2 separate regions of the Homo sapiens genome follow, and region 2 is linked to region 1. Evidence: read pairs that join two places in POLR2A ChIA-PET (ENCODE). Cell type or tissue: OCI-LY7. All regions are shown on one strand. Each heading gives the region's core, and the rest is flanking DNA. Links, peaks and the distances in the headings are about the cores only.

Region 1 (4,395 bases), core at 79-4,078:
AATTGAATCTGAATCATATTAAGTTCTGTGTGAGGTAATAATACATACGTCAGTTCACTAGATTTAATCATGCCACAATGTGTATACACTTCAAAAGATGTTGGACACATATATGGTTTTATCTGTCAATTAATAATAAAAAGAAAACTTTAAGTTCAAACTATTGGTTTCTTTTTTCAAAAAATATGGCAAAGAACAAATCCAAAAAGAGAGGGAAGGAAACCTAGACATTAAGAGACTTATAAGCCATATCAACAAAATGCAATCAATGATGTGATCTTGTTTGAATCCTGATTCAAATAAATCAAGTATAGCCGGGCGCAGTGGCTCACGCCTGTAATCCAGGCACTTTGGGTGACCGAGGCTGGTGGATCACTTGAGGTCAGGAGTTCAAGATCAGCCTGACCAACATGGTGAAACTCTGTCTCTACTAAAAATACAAAAATTAGCTGGGTATGGTGGTGGGCACCTGTAATCCCAGCTACTCAGGAGGCGGAGGCAGGAGAATCGCTTGAACCTGGGAGGCGGAGGTTGTAGTGAGCTGAGATTGCACCACTGCACTCCAGCCTGGGCGACAAAGTGAGACTTCGTCTCAAACAAAAACAAAAATAAACAAAAAAACCAAGTGTAAAAGGAAAAGAAAAAGGGAGAGAATTGGAGCAATTTGAACCCCGATTCACATTCTCCAAGATGGCCCCCAAGGATCCTCACCTTGGTGTGCCCTGGTAGAGTTCTCCACATTGAGGCAGGCTGGCACGCATGACCAAAATATCACTGCAGAAGCGTGTGTGGCTTCTGAGGCCAGGTCTTCAGAGGAATTGCAGCTTCCTCCTTGTCTCCTTGGATCACTTGCTCTGAGTGAAACTAAGTACAGGTTCTGAGGCCATTCAAGCCGCCCTGTGTGGAAAGCCTTGAAGTGAAGACTGGAGCCCCCTGCCCACAGCCAGCACCGACTTGCCAGCCAGTGGGAAGGAGCCACCATGAAAGCAGATCCTCCAGTTTCAAACTTTCAGGTGACTACAGTCTCATGAGACACTGAGCCAGAACTGCCTCACCAATCTACCAATCTGTTTCTGAATGCCTGGCCCACAGAAACTGTGAGCAATAATACATTTATTGCTGTTTTAAACCACTGTGTTACACAGCAATAGATAACAGCTCAAACACTGACTACATGATAAAGAAATATTATTAATGCATAACGCTAATAATGTTATGATTGCATTCTTCAAAAGTTATCTTTTAAAGATGCATACTGGCCAGGCGCGGTGGCTCACGCCTGTAATCCCAGCACTTTGGGAGGCCGAGGTGGGCGGATCACCTGAGGTCAGGAGTTCAAGACCAGCCTGGACAACATGGTGAAACCCGGTCTATACTAAAAATACAAAAATGAGCCAGGTGTGGTGGTGGGCGCCTATAGTCCCAGCTACTCGGGAGGCTGAGGCAAGAGAATCGCTTGAACCTGGGAGTGGAGGTTGCAGTGAGCCGAGATCTCACCACTGCACTCCAGACTGGGTGACAGAGCGAGACTCCATCTCAAAAATAAATAAATAAATAAAAATTAAAGATGCATACTGAAATAAGTATGGATTAATTACTATGATGTCTGAGATTTGCATCAAAATACTCAGTTGGGCTTGTGGAGTGCCTGGAGTGAGGGTTCTGGATCCCACCCGTGAGATTTAGGATTGTTAAAATGAGTCTTCAGAAGCAAATCCCTAGTGACTTCTTATAGCAAATCATCGGATGACCAATTGTGGTAAAATTAAATTATAGAGTGGATTATTGAGGGGTCCTGGCTTGCCTGGATGGCTACATGAATATAGCCTTGGGGTAGACAGAAGAATATATACAACCAAAGAATAAGTATGGGAAGCTGGGTACAGTGGCTCATGCCTGTAATCCCAGCACTTTGGGAGGCTGAGTTGGGCAGGAATTTGAGACCAGCCTGGCCAACATGGTGAAACCCCTTCTGTACTGAAAAAAAAAAAAAAAAAAAAAAAAGGCCAGGAGCGGTGGCTCACGCCTGTAATCCCAGCACTTTGGGAGGCAGAGGCGGGCAGATCATGAGGTCAGGAGATCAAGACCATCCTGGCTAACATGGTGAAACCCCGTCTCTACTAAAAAATACAAAAAAAATTAGCCAGGCGTGATGGCAGGCGCCTGTAGTCCCAGCTACTAGGGAGGCTGAGGCAGGAGAATGGCGTGAACCCAGGAGGTGGAGCTTGCAGTGAGCCAAGATCGTGCCACTGCACCCCCAGTCTGGGCGGCAGAGTGAGACTCCATCTCAAAAAAAAAAGTACAAAAATTGGCCAGGCGCAGTGGTGCACACCTGTAGTCCCAGCTACTCAGGAGACTGAGGCAGGAGAATTGTTTGAACCCGGGAGGTGGAGGCTGCAGTGAGCTGAGATCACACACTGCACTCCATCCTGGGTGATAGAGTAAGACTGTCTCAAAAAAAAAAAAAAAAAAAAAAGAATGAGTATGGGCTACATTTATCCAAGAAAAGTACATCAGTACACAGAACAGAAGGGTGTGAAGGCACCAAGAGGGCCATACTTTTCATAGTTGGATATCTTTTTATTATTTTTTTCTAATTCTTGCTTCTTTGTGATATACTTTGTCCTGTTTTTTATAATAGTTTATTTTTCACTGACATTTAAGATAAATGTATACAATTAATTATGAAGTGTTCTTTTACATTTAAGTTTCAGTCATTTTCTTTTACCACTTTGTCAGTGTACAAAATGCTAAAAGAATTTTTGAAAAAGAAAAAAAATAGTTGAATGGTGGCAGGGAGTGAAGAAAGTAGAGGGTATAGATAATATGAATGGTTATGAGTTTATATCGGTTGTGGCTAGGCAATGGACATTGATTGTACGATTCTCTCTCCTTTTGTGTTTGAAATGTTCTATCATGGAAAACTAAAGAAACAAAAAAGGCATAATGGTCCAGGCAAGAGAAAAGATGATGTGAAGTAGAGCAGTAGTCATAAGGACAGGAGACAATGGACTAAAATATTCTGGAGGTAAAATCTCCAGGCCTTAGTGATTAATGAGACATGGGGAGGTGAGAAAGACAGGAGATCAAGGATGATTCTCAGGGGGTCAGGATGGTCCTACCAGCTACCTGCCAACTGTGCAAGCTTGGGAGAGTTACTCAGCCTTTCTGTGTCTCATTTTCCCATGTGTAAAATGGAAGTAATAATAGTACTTCCTGTATAGAACTATTGTGAGAATTAAATTAATAAAATACAGTCATGTGCCATATGATGTTTTGGCCAATGACACGCTGCTTATATGATGGTGGTCCTATACTCACACCTGTAATCCCAGCACTTTGGGAGGCCGAGGCAGGCAGATCACGAGCTCAGGAGTTCAAGACCAGCCTGACCAACATAGTGAAACCCCGTCTCTACTAATAATACAAAAATTAGCTGGGCATGGTGGTGCATGCCTGTAATCCCAGCTACCTGGGAGGCTGAGACAGGAGAATTGCTAGAACCCGCGAGGCGGAGGTTGCAGTGAGGTGAGCCAAGATCACGCCACAGCACTCCAGCCTGGGCAACAGGGCAAGACTCCATCTAAAAAAAAAAAAAAAAAGATTATCATACTATATTTTTACTGTACCTTTTCTATGTTTAAATTCACAAATGCTCATCATGGTGTTACTATAATTGCCTATAGTATTCAGTACAGTAAGATGCTGTACAGGTTTGTAGCCTAGGAACAACAGGCGATACCATAGAGCTTAGGTGAATAGTAGGCTACGCCATCTAGGTCTGTGTAAGTATATTTTACCATATTCACACAATGACAAGATCCCTGTCTTACTGTATGTAAACAACTTAGAAGTGTGTTCAGCCCATAATAAAACTTCTAAATGTTAGTTCTTCCACTAGGGAGGCCCAGGTCTGTGGGTGGGATGGTAGTTTTGGCTCTGACATGCTGAGATTGCAGTGGTGTGGGACACCCTTGCAGATGCCAGGGGACATTGGGATATGAATCTAAAGCTAAGGGAAGAAGTTAGGAATAGACGTATGGATGACTTGGCACTTTTTTCTTTTCTTTTCTTTTCTTTTTTTTTTTGAGACAGAGTCTCACTGCAACCGCCGCCTCCTGGGTTCAAGCAATTCTCCTGCCTCAGCCTCCTGAGTAGTTGAGATTACAGGTACCCGCCACCACGCCCGGCTAATTTTTTTTTTTTTTTTTTTTTTTTTTTAGTAGAGACGGGGTTTCACCATGTTGGCCAGGCTGGTCTCAAACTCCTGACCTCAGATGATCCACCCACCTTGACCTCCCAAAGTGCTGAAATTATAGGCATGACCCACCGAGCCCAGCCTGACTTGGCACATTTTTTTTTTCTTTTTTTTTTTTTTGAGACAGAGTCTCGCTC
Region 2 (4,395 bases), core at 195-4,194, 610 kb before region 1:
GGATTACAGGCGTGAGCCACCGTGCCCAGCCCTAATTTTTGTATTTTTAATAGAGACAGGGCTTCACCATATTGGCCGGGCTGGTCTTGAACTCCTGACCTCAAATGATCCACCCTCCTTGGCCTCCCAAAGTGCTGGGATTATAGGCATGAGCCACTGGGCCCGGTCCAGACCTTGGATTTCATATGCTGGTCTACTTCTAGTATTTTGTGCCCCTTTCCCTTCATTCTTGCCTTAGGGTGAGCTGCCCACATGCACAGTGGCCTACTAACGCCTGGCAGGTGAGCATGCGCAGTGTGTTTACTGGAGTTGTAAACATATTCACCTGAGGTTTTCTTCCCTTTTCTGGTGGAATGCCCTGGAAGGTCATATGCCTCCATTTTGCCTCTTAATGTGCATGCTCGAGCCCACTCGCCCAGTTCCTTAGATCTTACGGAAGCTGCTGATTACCAATTTCAGGTGTTTATCTGTTGGGAAACTGCCTCTCCCTGGTACTGGCTGTGACCAATTATTTTAGATAGGTAGTGTGACAACTGCCTGACCATTGGTCACCTGACATTCCTGGTGGGTGCAGGGAGCCCTCTCCTGCCCTGCTCTTGCCTGTCTAACTACCTACTGTAACAGTACTAAGGAGATTGCCCCCTTGGGAACTCCGTGTAGCTCCTGGCTTTTGTGATTGCAATAGCATCAGTAAAAGCCTGACACTGTGGAAAGACACAAACATGCAAGGACCTGCTTATCTCTAACCTTGCACCACTCACTGAGGCAGGAGAATAGGGACTAGAGGCAGGGAACCTAAGGACTTCCTAGAACTAAATCAAATGAAAATGAAAACACTTCAGCTATGACAAAAAATATCCTCCTCATTTACATAGGGCGTACACCAAGTAACCAGTGGGAACCTCTAGAGGGGATGTAAACCCCAGAAAATTCTTTTTTCTTCCTTTCTTTCTTTTTTTTTTTTTTTTTTTGAGACAGAGTCTCACTCTGACACCCAGGCTGGAGTGCAATGGTGCGATCTCAGTTCACTGCACCCTCCGCCTCCTGGGTTCAAGAGATTCTCCTGCCTCAGCCTCCTGAGTAGCCGGGGTTACAGGCACCCACCACGGGCCATGCCTGGCTAATTTTTGTATTTTTTAGTAGAGACAGGGTTTCTCTGTGTTGGTGAGGCTGGCCTTGAATTCCCAACCTCAGGTGATCTGCCCACCTTGGCCTCCCAAAGTGCTGGGATTACAGGCATGAGCCACCACACCCTAAACCCAGGAAAATTCTGTAACTGAGCCCTTGAGCCCCTATGTTTGGCCTGCTCCCACCCTGTGGAGTGTACTTTCATTTTCAACAAATCTCTGCTTTTGTTGCTTCATTCTTTCCTTACTTTGTACATTTTGTCCAAATCTTTGTTTAAGACACCAGGGACCTGGACACCCTCCACTGGTAACATCATGACATGTATGCAAAAATTGTCCGCAAAATTTACATATAAACGATTAGAATTTAAGAATTCCCAAAACCCCCTTTAGACAGGGTTTCACCACGTTGGCAAGGCTGGTCTTGAACTCCTGACCTCAGGTGATCCGTCCACCTTGGCTTCCCAAAGTGCTGGGATTACAGGTGTGAGCCACCATACCTGGCAGGGAACTTCATTATTTAAAGGAGAAAGAGCAAGCAGGAGGGGGAAAACGGGAGGTAGGGTAGGTAGTGAGGCGAATTGTTACATTCTTGTGAGGCTCTGATTAGCCTCAGTAAATTGACATTTTACATGTGAAAAGGGGAAGTAGAGGAAATGAGGCTATGGTACAGGATTGTGAAATTACAGCTATCTGGTAACAAAAGGAATGCAGTAATTCAGCTCTCAAGCTTAATGTCCCTTTGGCATAGTGAGTTTGGGGTCCCAAGATTCTATTTTCTTTCACACTAACACCAACAACAATAACAACAAAAGAACAAGACATCTGCAAGAAAATAGTATCTTTATTGAGAGATATTATGAAGATATTATGATTAATGTACTGAGAGATATATCACGTATTATTTGGAGGTATCAGATTACAAAGATGCTAATTCTACTTAAATTGCCCTATAAATTAAGTGCACTGGGAAGGTGGAGTAGACATACTTCCTAAATTCCTCCCACTAAATACAACTAAAAACCCTGGACATTATATATAAAACAAACATAAGAAGACTGAAAGAAAAGCCGGGCGTGATGGTTCATGCCTGTAATCCCAGCACTTTGAAAGGCTGAGGCAGGTGGATCTCTTGAGGTCAGTAGTTAAAGACTAGCCTGGCCAATATGGTGAAACCCCATCTCTACTAAAAATACAAAATTAGCCATACATGGTGGCGTGTGCCTGTAATTCCAGCTACTCAGGAGGCTGAGGCAGAATTGCTTGAACCCAGGAGGTGGAGGTTGCAGTGAGCCAAGATCGCACCACTACACTCCAGCCTGGGCAAAAGAGTGAGACTCTGTCTCAAAAAGAAAAAAAAAAAAAGACTGAAAGATGGAGAGAAGGCAGCAGACAAGCTAGGGATCTTGGGGGTCCAAGGAACAACATAGTGATGAGTTTCCTGGGTTTTCTTCCTACCTTACATCTCGAAGCCTTGGAACTGAAGAAGCTGACAATCCAAAAATGCCGAAGGGTGAGACAAAAAACGAAAACCTTCTCTCACTAGCCAAAGAACCAGGAAAGGGAAAATCTAGCAAGACAGCAAACTTTATATAACAACTCCTGTACTCCAGCCAAGTGCTACAGAAAGAACTGTGACCCTACCCCTACCTGTATCACCAAGACTGAGTGGGGAGCCTAGACTTCCACCCTTGCTAGGCTGTAACAAGGTGCTCCAAAGGATAGTCTTTTCTACAAATGGTGCTGGGACAACTGGATATTCACATGCAAAGGAATGTAGTTGGACTCTGCTGTGTGAATAGTGTCACCCTATCCAACATTCAGTGTCCACTTACAACCTCAGAATGTGGCCCTCTTTAGAAATAGAATCTTTGCAAATGTAGTTAGTTAAGATGGGGAATTACTGGATTAGAGTGGGCCCTAAATCTAATGACTGTCCTTATAAGAAGGCCATGTGAAGACACAGAAACATAGTGAGAATGCCCGGTAGCAACACAGGCAGAAATTGTAGTGGTGTCTACAAGGTAAGTAAGGAATGCCAAGGATTGTCAGCACCAGCAGAAGCTAGAAGAGAGGCATGGGACAGATTCTCCCTCAGAGCCTCTGGTAGGAACCAAACTTGCCAACGCCTTGATTTCAAACTTCTAGCCTACAGAACTATGAGGCAATACATTTCTTTTGTTTTAAGCCACTCAGTTTGTGGTTTAAAAGCAGCTCTGAGAAATTAATACAGACTCCTACCTCACACCATACACAAAAATTAAAATGGATCAAAGACCTAAATATAAGAGCTAAAACTATAAAACTCAGAAGAAGAAAACAGAGATAAATCTTTATTACTTTTGATTAGGTAATGCTTTCTTAGATATGACACCAAAAGCACAAGCAACAAAAGAAAAAAAATGGTAAGTCAGACTTTTTTTTTTGAGACGGCGTTTAGCTCTTGTTGCCCAGGCTGGAGTGCAGTGTTGCGATCTTGGCTCACTGCAACCTTCACCTCCTGCGTTCAAGCAGTTCTCCTGCCTCAGCCTCCCCAGTAGCTGAGATTACAGGTGTGCCACCGTGCCCAGCTAATTTTTTTTTTTTTTTCTTGAAACGCAGTCTCGCTTTTTCGCCCAGGCTGGAGTGCAATGATGTGATCGCGGCTCACTGCAACCTCTGCCTCCCGGGTTCAAGTAATTCTCCTGCCTCAGCCTCCTGAGTAGCTGGGATTACAGGTGGCCACCACCATGCCACAAGGCCCAGCCTAACTTTTTATTTATTTTACTGTTCTTTTTCTTACCTCTTAAATGAGTATTAGTTCTTTTTTATGTATATTTTTTCCTATTCATTGTCAATATTCAATATAAACTTAATTCTTTAATGTCTAGCCTTTCCATATTCCTTTTTTTTTTTTTTTTTTTGAGTTGGAGTTTCGCTCTGTTGCCCAGGCTGGAGCGCAGTGGCGTGATCTCAGTTCACTGCAAGCTCCGCCTCCCGGGTTCACGCCATTCTCCTGCCTCAGCCTCCCAAGTAGCTGGGACTACAGGTGCCCGCCACCACGCCTTGCTAATTTTGTTTTTGTATTTTCAGTACAGATGGAGTTTCACCTTGTTAGCCAAGATGGTCTCGATCTCCTGACCTTATGATCCCCCTGCCACAGCCTCCCAAAGTGCTGGGATTACAGGCGTGAGCCACCACGCCCAGCCAGCCTTTCCGTATTCTACTTTTTTATTTGTTTGTTTTTTAGAGACACTGTCTCAATCTGTGGCCCAGGCTGGATTGCAAT

What was found. ChIA-PET counts read pairs that join two places held together with the same protein. Peaks named below come from ENCODE experiments on the same cell type or tissue, not always from the same donor. Only the 100,000 strongest peaks of a DNase experiment are listed, where the experiment ranks them.
Region 2: POLR2A ChIA-PET joins it to region 1 with 8 read pairs; 2 of 35 experiments call an interaction of 5 or more read pairs at or near these places.

The regions. Positions count from the first base shown.
Region 1 is chr12:49,769,264-49,773,658 of GRCh38, forward strand. It overlaps the pseudogene LSM6P2. Among named protein-coding and RNA genes, the nearest start is that of TMBIM6, 30 kb to the left of the region's middle. In OCI-LY7, for the core only: no CTCF peak of the experiment used is centred there; no DNase peak of the experiment used is centred there.
Region 2 is chr12:49,159,852-49,164,246 of GRCh38, forward strand. No RefSeq gene overlaps it. Among named protein-coding and RNA genes, the nearest start is that of TUBA1A, 27 kb to the right of the region's middle. In OCI-LY7, for the core only: no CTCF peak of the experiment used is centred there; a DNase peak (open chromatin) is centred at 1,770; H3K4me3 peaks cover 1,122 bases; H3K27ac peaks cover 385 bases.